Regions from separate parts of the Homo sapiens genome. Here region 1 is linked to region 2. A link is an interaction called in ENCODE POLR2A ChIA-PET data of the cell type or tissue named here. Cell type or tissue: PC-9. All regions are shown on one strand. Each heading gives the region's core, and the rest is flanking DNA. Links, peaks and the distances in the headings are about the cores only.

The links. ChIA-PET counts read pairs that join two places held together with the same protein. Peaks named below come from ENCODE experiments on the same cell type or tissue, not always from the same donor. Only the 100,000 strongest peaks of a DNase experiment are listed, where the experiment ranks them.
Region 1: POLR2A ChIA-PET joins it to region 2 with 5 read pairs; 2 of 35 experiments call an interaction of 5 or more read pairs at or near these places.

What each region holds. Positions count from the first base shown.
Region 1 is chr10:24,823,799-24,829,179 of GRCh38, forward strand. No RefSeq gene overlaps it. Among named protein-coding and RNA genes, the nearest start is that of ARHGAP21, 100 kb to the left of the region's middle. In PC-9, for the core only: no CTCF peak of the experiment used is centred there; DNase peaks (open chromatin) are centred at 553 and 2,423.
Region 2 is chr10:23,419,595-23,424,975 of GRCh38, forward strand. No RefSeq gene overlaps it. Among named protein-coding and RNA genes, the nearest start is that of OTUD1, 17 kb to the right of the region's middle. In PC-9, for the core only: no CTCF peak of the experiment used is centred there; a DNase peak (open chromatin) is centred at 2,647; H3K27ac peaks cover 3,190 bases.

The sequences.
Region 1 (5,381 bases), core at 326-5,325, 1.4 Mb after region 2:
ACAACAGGTTTCCATTCCTTTCTCACCACAATGGGAAATGTTTAAGTCAAATACACTTTGGGAATGAAAATCCTCTCTGAGCAAATAGTAATTTCTTATATATTTATATACTTACAATTGTGGTTAAAAACACAGAACACAAAGTGTATCATCTTAACCATCTTTAAGTGTACCATTCAGTGGTGTTAAGTATTTCACACTGAGTGCAACAGATCTCTAGAACTTTTTCATCTTGCAAAACTGAAACTCCCTACCACGGGTATCCAATCTTTGGGCTTCCCTGGGCTACATTGGAAGAAGAAAAATTATCTTGGGCCACACATAAAATACACTAACACAAACTATAGCTGATGAGCTAAAAAAAAAAAATTACATACCAAAAATCTCATAATGTTTTAAGAAGGTTTGCAAATTTGTGTTGGACTGCATGTGGCTCATAAGGCCACAGGTTGGACAAGCTTGCTCTATACCCATTTAACAACTCATTTCCTCCTCCCCTCCAACCAGCCCCTGGCAACTGCCATTCTGTTTTCTGGTTTCTATGAGTTTACCTACTACTCATAAGAGTGGAATCATATAGTATTTGTCTTTGTGTGACTGGCTTATTTCACTTAGCATAATGTCCTCAAGGTTCATCCATGTTGTACTATGTGAGAGGATTTCCTTCCTGTTTGAGGCTGAATAATACTCCACTGTATGTATATATCACATTTTGCTTATCCAATCATCTATGGATGGACAACTGGATTGCACCCGCTTCTTGGCTATTGTGAATAGTGCTGCTATGAACATAGATGTGTGAGGAAATAGTGATTTCTTATACTGAGACAGTACTGTGTTAACTAGAGAAGAATGAGTGTGTTTAAGGTCTTAGGAAAGGGTAAAAATGGGAGAGGAAAGATAATGGTGACCCTTTGAAACGTTAGCAGCTTTTGAAACTATGCCAAGACCTCAAAGAATTTTGCTGGAAACATTTTAAGTGTATATGATTTCTCTTCAAAAGACATTGTTTTAAACCAAATTGTTTTTCTTGGGCTTAATGACAGGATTTAGTATTTAATGAAATATTCTGGAATGAAGGTTGAAAGAGGAAGTAGAAATATTACACTTATTAAAACCCTCCAAACTATCAAATATTCAAGTGAACCCCTTCCATTTATTAGAAAGCTAAAATAGTTTCATGGAAAAATAAGTATAAATAGCTTTTGTTGAACACCTTATTTAGAATCATTATTAATTATTATCAATTGATAATCTTCCTATATGAGATGTCAACATCTTTTTTCTAAAATTCCATTTTGATGCTTTTAAGTATTTGGAGCCAATTATTATCTTGTTGTCAGCCAGTTTGATTGCAGTGTATTTCTTTTAACTCTTGGGGTATTTTTTTTCCCAGCAAAATAGGAATGCAAATACCTGAAGAATAACTGGCTCCAATGAACATTCTTCTTTTTTTTTTTTTTTTTAATTTACTTTTAATTCTGGAATACATGTGCAGAACATACAGGTTTGTTACGTAGGTATATGTGTGCTATGGTGGTTTGCTGCACCTATCAACCCATCTTCTAGGTTTCAAGCCCCACATGTATTTGGTATTTGTCCTAATGCTCTCCCTCCCCTTGCCCCCAACCGGCGACAGGCCCTGGTGTGTGATGTTCCCCTCCCTGTGTCCATGTGTTCTCATGAACATTTTTCCTTCTCTGTCTGGAGAAGCAACGGTAGAAAAATTTTAAAGGGCTCTAAGTGTGTATAATACCTTTGCAGACAACAGGTTTATTTTTCCCCACTTCCATTTTAAAGATGAATAAAAGACTAAACTAAAGTAAGAACATCAAGAAAATGCAGGGACATGTTTCAAGAATCTTTAGTAGTGTGAATATTATGCATAGTTTATCTCTGTCTGAAGGACTGTGAGTCAGAAAGGATGTGAAAAACATCTGGGTAGAAAAAAATAGTGTATCTAGAGATACGTTTTGCAATCTCTGCTCCTTATCTTCTTTTCAGTGGTTATCAAAGACTGCAAAGATTTTATAATATAAAACCCCCAAAAAGAAAGAACAGCCTGCATGTGAAGTGCTTAAGATTGATATCTTGTTTCTTATTTGTTCACATTTATTTTTAGTTTTCTTTTTTCAAGGTTGGACAAACTCAAAACAAATTAATAGAAGAGACTTAGGAACTAATCATTGTAAAAGTTTATGGTGCTATATTAGACCAAATTCCTGCACATGTTTGTCTCTAGGAAAAAAATTAATATGCCAATGTTAGACTACATGAAGACAGTAATAACTCAGGGGAAAAAATGGAAGGCTGCCCATTGTAGAAACATGTCCAGAAAAATCACCGATTGTAAAGAACATCCTCTCTCCTTATATAAGCTACCAGATGTTGTTGAATTGAATTGAGAAGAGAAAAAAAGAAAAAGCTTATGAGTCATCGGGTGCAACCACGGTTGAGCAAAGTTTAGCAGCCCTTTTGATTAAAGCATGTTGTGGTATGTGTAATAAACAATGTTACAACACGAGAAAATATTGATTCTGTACCAAACAGAATTTAAGTATTCAAAACATGATTTGAGCCATAGATCAGAATGATATTGAAAATAGATGACATTTAAGTGAACAGTGGTCACATACATAGTGTATGATAAAAAACGAAACTATATTAGGGCCAATAAATATGACATGTCTTGGGAGACATTTTACTTTTGATAATACTAAAGATAACTTTGTTTATCAAGTGTGCATATGAACATGGAGAAGTTCATCAGTATGTGTATTTTAAACACTGGAGAAAAATACTTTCAATGCTTGCCCATTTAGAAAATCTTTTGTTTTTGAGACGAAGTCTCGCTCTGTCGCCCAGGCTGGAGTGCAGTGGCGCGATCTCGGCTCACTGCAAGCTCCACCTCCAGGGTTCACGCCATTCTCCTGCCTCAGCCTCCTGAGTTGCTGGGACTACAGGCGCCCGCCACCGCGCCCGGCTAATTTTTTTTGCATTTTTAGTAGAGACGGGGTTTCACTGTGATAGCCAGGATGGTCTCGATCTCTTGACCTCGTGATCCGCCCGCCTCGGCCTCCCAAAGTGCTGGAATTACAGGTGTGAGGCACCGCGCCCGGCAGAAAATCTTAATAGCTTAATACAGCGGAAAAGATTTTGGGAAGTCTAGACCATCACTTCTATCATCCCTCCTACTTCCCCTCTGCACCCCAAGACACATTTCAGAGAAATCTATTATTTTTTAAATGTTGAAGTGTAGACCAGACAGAGAATTGAGAAAAATGTTCTTTTTTTTTTTTTTTTTTGACAGGATTTGGTTCTTGTCGCCCAGGCTGGAGTACTATGGTGAGGTCTTGGCTCACTGCAACCTCCACGTCCTGGGTTCAAGGCTGCCTCAGCCTCCCAAGTAGCTGGGATTACAGGCATATGCCACCACACCAGGCTAATTTTTTTGTATTTTTATTAGAGACAGGGTTTCACCATGTTGGCCAGGCTGGTCTCGAACCCCTGACCTCAAGTGATCCACCCACCTTGGCCTCCCAAAGTGCTGGGATTTCAGGCATGAGCCACCATGCCCGGCCAAGAAAAGCGTTCTTACATCAGAATAAATCCAGGTCGTGGCTTCTGTTTCTTTCTAATGGGGAGCAGGAACACTTGGACTTGATTTTCAAGAATGGGGTTCGGCCTTTCATCTCCTAACACTGGAATTCAACTCTAACACCCTGAACTCTACCCCATCCCTAGATTTTTCTCTAGGTTCTTTCATTCTTTCTTTTGAATTTTACTTCTTTACAATTTTTTGCTCTTTCCTTATCCACTACTTTTTTTTTTTTTAATGTGTTATTCCCAGAACTAATGCTGGTACTCTAGAAAGTCAAATTAGTCCTGAGATCAATGGGACAAAATAGCTTTTTTTTTTTTTTTTTTTTTTTTTGACAGAGTTTCACTCTTGTTGCCCAGGCTGGAGTGCTGGAGTGCAATGGCACAATCTTGGCTCAGTGCAACCTCCGCCTCCCGGATTTAAGCAATTCTCCTGCCTCAGCCTCCCGAGTAGCTGGGATTACAGGCCCCTGCCACCATGCCCAGCTAATTTTGTATTTTTAGTGGAGACTGGGTTTTACCATGTTGGTCAGGCTGGTCTCAAACTCTTGACCTTAGTTGATCCATCCACCTCCGTCTCCCAAAGTGCTGTCACGACGCCCGACCGACAAAATAGCTTTGTTAGCTCTGCTTCATTCAATCAACATTTAGCAAATGCCTATTGTGTCCTACCCTTGTGCAGACACTGGGGACAAAGAGGAAACAAGACAGTTCCCACTCTTTCTATCATTTTTGCAGTTGTCTCCAAAGGTGGATGTTCATATCTCTAGATGGGTTCACACGATTCATGAGAGTGAGCAGGAAGTATGAAAACTTCTTTTTATGTTTCTTCTTTTAAGTCTAAAAACAAGAAACTAAGCCTTATTACCATTTAACATGTGGACTGCAATGAAGCCCTCCCTTGGCGCATATGTCAGATGCCACGTGTCAGGTACAGTATTTAAAATAGCCTAAGGGAAGAGAAGAGATCCTATAATGTCAAAGGGGTGACAGTCCATATGCATGTTATACATAATATATTTCTTTATTCTCTTATTTTTTGAGAGAGAGTCTTGCTCTGTCAACCAGGCTGGAGTGCAGTGGTGCGATCTCGGCTCACTGCAGCCTCTGCCTTCTGGGTTCAAGCGATTCTGCCTCAGCCTCCCGAGTAGCTGGGATTATGGGTGCTGGTCACCTTGCCTGGCTAATTTTTTTTTTTTTTTTTTTTTTTTTTTTTGTAGTTTTGGTAGAGACTGGCTTTCTCCATGTTGGCCAGGCTGGTCTCAAACTCCTGACCTCAAGTGATCCACCCGCCTCAGCTTCCCAAAGTGCTGGGATTACAGGCGTGAGCCACCGCACTCGGACTTTCTGATCAAATGATATGGGATTGTACTATCTAGTTTTATTTTCTCAAATAGGCTTATTGAGGTATAACGGATACGCAATAAACTGCCTATATTTAAAGTATACGATTTGATCAGTTATAACATATGTAATATACCCATGAAACCATCACTGAAATAAAGATAATACCGACAAAAGTTTCCTGGTGCCCCTTGGCCACCACCTCCTTTCATCCCTCCCTGTCTTTGCTCTTCCATTGCCTATCCCCAAGCACCACTGGTCTACTTTCTGTCACTCTACATTAATTTGCATTTCCTAGAATTTTATGTAAATAGAATCACACAGTATGCTCCTTTTCCAGTCGGCTTCTTTCACTCCATGTAATCATTTTTGAGATCCATCTATGTTTTAACATGTATCAATAGTTTTATGTTTAGTGTATTCGGTGGTATGGAGAT
Region 2 (5,381 bases), core at 188-5,187:
TAACCATTCCCTGTGTAAAGAATATGTCAAATAGTTTGCTAAATGTTTTACATCATACACTTTGTAACATATGTTTCAAGTAAGATCACTGTGGCTGACAACAAAAGCTTTACAAATTAAAATAGAAAGCAGAAAAGAGAAACATTTTTGTTTGCTTAAATAGGGCTTTGCTCCATAATTACCAGCACAAGTGTGGCTTATATGAAGTGTGAACCTTGGCTAAAGAGATGATGATTTCACAATGTAAACAAACAGGGCACTTTTCATTCTGGGAACACAGAATTATTTGGAAAAAAATGGTTAAACTATAGTAAGTAGGTTTGATTTATGTTTAATCTATTTTCTCATAGTGCAGGGAAATAACTATGTTTGCTTAATAATTGTGTGTGTGTACTGAGGTTAGTGGAGATTCAGTGGAAAGTCCTTGGAAGAATATTACAAATGGGCCAGGCGCGGTGGCTCACAGCTGTAATCCCAGCACTTTGGGAGGCCAAGGCAGGCAGATCACCTGAGATCAGGAGTTCGAGACCAGCCTGGCCAGCATGGTGAAACCCCATCTCTACTAAAAACACAAAAATTAGCTGGGCGTGTTGGTGCACGCCTGTAGTTCTGGCTACTTGGGAGTCTGAGGCACCAGAATCGCTTGAGCCTGGAAGGCAGAAGTTGCAGTGAGCCAAGATCATGCCACTGCATTCCAGCCTGGGAAGCACAGTGAGACTCTGTCGCAAAAAAAAAAAAAAAAAAAAAAAAAAAAACTACTACAAATGTTTACCTTAAGTCATGAAGCTATACATAAAGGTTTTGAAAAGACATAAAGCTATCAGAAGGATAGCATCTTTTACTGATAGCTTTTTCAAAGGCATTATTGAAATGATTAGCTATAGAAATTCTCATAAAGTTACTTTGCAAGCCACAGGCTAGATATGCTCCCAGAAATGATATTAAATATTTTTAATATTTATTAATATCAGAAAGAATTCAGGTCATGGAGCTGGAGGCTCCTTGCTGGTTTCTGAGTGCTGTGTAGATTCAGAGATCTAAGAGAGGGACCATACAGGCACAAGGACATCTGGGGACCTTGGAAGCCATAGGATGTTGGCTGTTCACCAACGAATATGGAAGTATTTCAATATTTTATTTCCAATCTGTATGACTATACCAGTAGCTGTTAGCTGAATATCAGCTGTATGTGTTTTTTGTTTGTTTGTTTGTTTCTGTTCGTTTGTTTGTTTGTTTTTGAGACAGAGTCTTGCTCTGTCGCCCAGGCTGGAGTGCAATGGTGCAATCTCGGTTCACTGCAACCTCCGCCTCCCGGGTTCAAGCCATTCTCCTGCCTCAGCCTCCCGAGTAGCTGGGATTACAGGCGCCTGCCACCATGCCCAGCTAATTTTTTTTATTTTTAGTAGGGACAGGGTTTCACTATGTTGGCCAGGCTGGTCTCGAACTCCTGACCTCATGATCCACCTGCCTCGGCCTCCCAAAGTGCTGGGCTTACGGGCGTGAGCCACCGCACCCAGCCTTATCAGCTGTGTATGTTTCTGGTTTTAGTATGAATAGGAAGAGTTATATAAAGATGGCATGATGGTAATCACATGTATAAGGTTACAAGAAAAATATACTCAGAGAACACTGCATTTGAAAACAACCAATAAATTTTATATCCCACAGATAGATTGTGTGGCACAGAAAATGAATCATGGCTGAGCACGGTGGCTCATGACTGTAATCTCCCCGCTTTGGAAAGCCGAGGCAGGAGAATCACATGAGCCCAGGAGCTCAAGACCAGCCTAGGCAACATAGTGAGACCTCATCTCAACAAAAAATTTCAAAATTAGCTGGGTATGGTGGTGTGCACCTATAGTCTCAGCTACTCAGGAGGCTGAGCTGGGAGAGTCACTTGAGAACCCACGAGGTTGAGGCTGCAGTGAGCCATGATTGTGCCACTGCACCCCAGCCTAAGCAACAGAGTGAGACCCTGTTTCAAAAAGAGAGAGAGGGAGAGAGAGAGAGACAGAGAGAGAGAGAGAGAGATTGAGAGAAAGAAAAAATATGAGTCAGAACCTCAAAACAGTGCATAAGCAGAACTCAAATCTAAAAAGTTTAATATTTAGCATAATGGGGATTTATTGTATTAAAACATTGGAAGAAACATAGTTTTGGTTCTCCACTCTATAGGATACAAAATTGACAGAATGAACTCTCATTTTCAGATATTTATTAAACTGAATATATAAGAATATTGGGAGCCAAAATAACTCTCTCTTTTTTTTTTTTTTTGGCAAGTACATCTCCTTGTCAAGGTGTATGGTGGGAGGTGATAGAGTAGAACTTGGAAAGCAAGGATATGTCAGGACTGCTCCTTGTTACTGCGTGATCTTTGACAAGTTCATTTATTAGAGTACTAGTCTAGCTTCTGTAAGATCAAAGAAGAGTGGCTTAAATAAAATACCTTAATTTATGTCTCTCTCACTTAAAAGTTCATGTGAGAACTTTTAAGTAGGCCACTTCATGTGGTCATCTGCAGACTTGGGTTTTTCCATGCCATAAATTATGTTTCTTATCTACATTATCAAAGCTGATTCAACACCACAAACAACGTTCCTGTCTGCTGGGAATGGGGAAAATACAAGGAAGTGGAAGAAACTCCTTTAAAAGGTATGATCTATAAGTTACAATCATTTCTGGGCACTTTTTTCTTTCTTTTTTGAGACAGGGTCTCACTGTGTCACCCAGGCTGGAATGCACTGGTGCAATCCTAGCTCACTGCAGCCTTGACCTCGGGGCTCAGGTGATCCTCCTGCCTCAGCTTCCTAAGTAGCTAGGGCTGCAGGCATGGCCACCACACCTGGCTAATTTTTTTTTTTTTTTTTTTTTGAGACAGAGTCTCACTTTGTCGCCCAGGCTGCAGTGCAGTGGCGTGATCTTGGCTCGCTGCAAGCTCCACCTCTGGGGATCATGCCATTCTCCAGCCTCAGCCTCCCGAGTAGCTGGGACTACAGGCACCCGCCACCACCCCTGGCTATTTTTTTGTATTTTTAGTAGAGACGGGGTTTCACTGTGTTAGCCAGGATGGTCTCAATCTCCTGACCTCATTTTTCACCCGCCTTGGCCTCTCAAAGTGCTGGGATTACAGGCGTGAGCCACCACGCCCGGCATTCCTGGCTAATTTTTAAAATTTTTTTTGTAGAGATGGGGCCTCGCCGTGTTGCTCAGGCCGCACATTTTGAAATAGTGGAAACTGGTCAGAGTAGTTAAAGGTGGCAGGTTTTGATAGTTGTTCACCACTGCATTCCAGCCTGAGTGGCAGAGAGAGACCTGTCTCGGGAGAGGAAGGGAAAGGAAAGGGGAAAGGAAAGGGGAAAGGAAAGGGGAAAGGAAAAAGGAAAGGAAAAAGGAAAGGAAAGGAAAGGGAGAAGAGAAGAAATGTGGAGAATGGAGAATTGTATTAAATGATCAGTCTGTAGAAACCACCTAGCCCAGCACCTAGCGCATATTAAGCAGTCAGTAGTAGTTAGTTCTTCCCTTCCTATCTTTATGCAACAGTAGCTCTGATGTTGTTCATAGGATTCTTGTTTCTATAGGGCCTAGCTAGGTAAAAATGCAACCTGGTGTAAGGAACAGCCTTGTTGTGCCAGTTCAGTTGTTGTTCTTCATTCTGTGCCACATCCATGAAGATGTATTCACAAGTTTTACTAGTTCATATTTTACTATTCTGTAGAATCTGAATAGTACTGAAGGGCCCCTGAATCTCCTTCTATTTTGGCGAAATGAATTTGGAGACATAAAGGAAGACTATCTCGGAAATTTGAAGCATCCCATTGGGATCTAAGCTTTGAAGAAGAGGCTGGTCCATTGGCTGGGCGCGGTGCCTCACACCTGTAATCCCAGCATTTTGGGAGACGGAGGCAAGCAGATCATGAGGTCAGGAGTTCGAGACCATCCTGGCAAACACAGTGAAACCCTGTCTCTACTAAAAAAAAAAAAAAAAAAAAAAAAAATAGCCAGGTGTGGTGGCACGCACCTGTAGTCCCAGCTACTCAGAAGGCTGAAGCAGGAGAATTTCTTGAACCCAGGAGGCAGAGGTTGCAGTGAGCTGAGATCACACCACTGTGCTCCAACCTGAGTGACAGAGTGAGACTCTGTCTCAAAAAAAAAAAAAAAAAAAAAGAGCCTGGTCCAAATCCTACCTTGCCTTCCCTTCAGCTTTTTCTCTCCCACCCTCCACTTTCCCAAAATATATCCCAAGGAACTAGCCTCTATTGGGGGCCATCGCCCTTTGTTTTCTTTTCATTTGTTTTGAGACAGGGTCTCAATCTATCACCCAGGCTGGAGTCCAGTGGTGTGACATTAGCTCACTGCAACCTCTGCCTCCCAGGCTCACGCAATCCTCCCACCTCAGCCTCCTGAGTAGCTGAGACTACAGACGTAAACCACCATGCTCAGCTAATTTTAAATTTGTTTGTTTGTTTGTTTGTTAGAGATGGAGTCTTGATCTGTCACCAGGCTGGAGTGCAATGGCGTGGTCTCAGCTCACTGCAACCTCCACCTCCTGGGTTCAAGCGATTTTCCTGCCTCAGCCTCCTGAGTAGCTGGTACTACAGGCACATGCCACCATGCTCAGCTAATTTTTGTATTTTTAGTAGAGATGGAGTTTTGCCATGTTGGCCAGGATGGCTCGATCTCTTGACCTCAGCCTCGGCCTCCCAAAGTGCTGGGATCACAGATGTGAGCCACTGCACCCGGCCTAATTAAAAAATTTTTTTTTGTAGAGACAAAGTCTTACTATATTGCCCAGGCTGGTCTTGAACTCTCAGCCTCAAGCAGTCCTTCCACCTCAGCCTCCCGAAGTGCTGAGATTCCAGGCATGAGCTACCACTCTTGGCAACCTTTCTTTTCTATCCAGACCTAGGTCCTAGGTTCCTCAGACCTTTTGTGTAGTAGCTCCCAACTTTTCTGAACAACCCCAATATATCAGACTTAAGATATCCTCCATCCATTATTATGTAAAGGAAAAGTCCTGTTTCCCTTCTAATTGTATTCCCCTTATTTTTTATTTTAACTTTTAATTTTTTGGGTACATAGTAGGCATATATGTATTTATGGAGTACAGGAGATATTTTGGTACAGGAATGCAATGTGTAATAATCACGTCATGGAAAAGAGGATACTATCCCCTCGAGCATTTATCCTTTGTGTTACCAACAATCCAGTTATACTCTTTTAGTTATTTTTAAATGTACAATTAAGTTATTATGACTGGATTCACCCTGTTTATTTTCCTTATTTTTATAATAGCTAGTCTCCAAGATGGCGCCCAGTATTCTTTACCTCATGGCATACACTTTCATTTTACCCTCACCCCTCACTTTCTTGTATAGCCT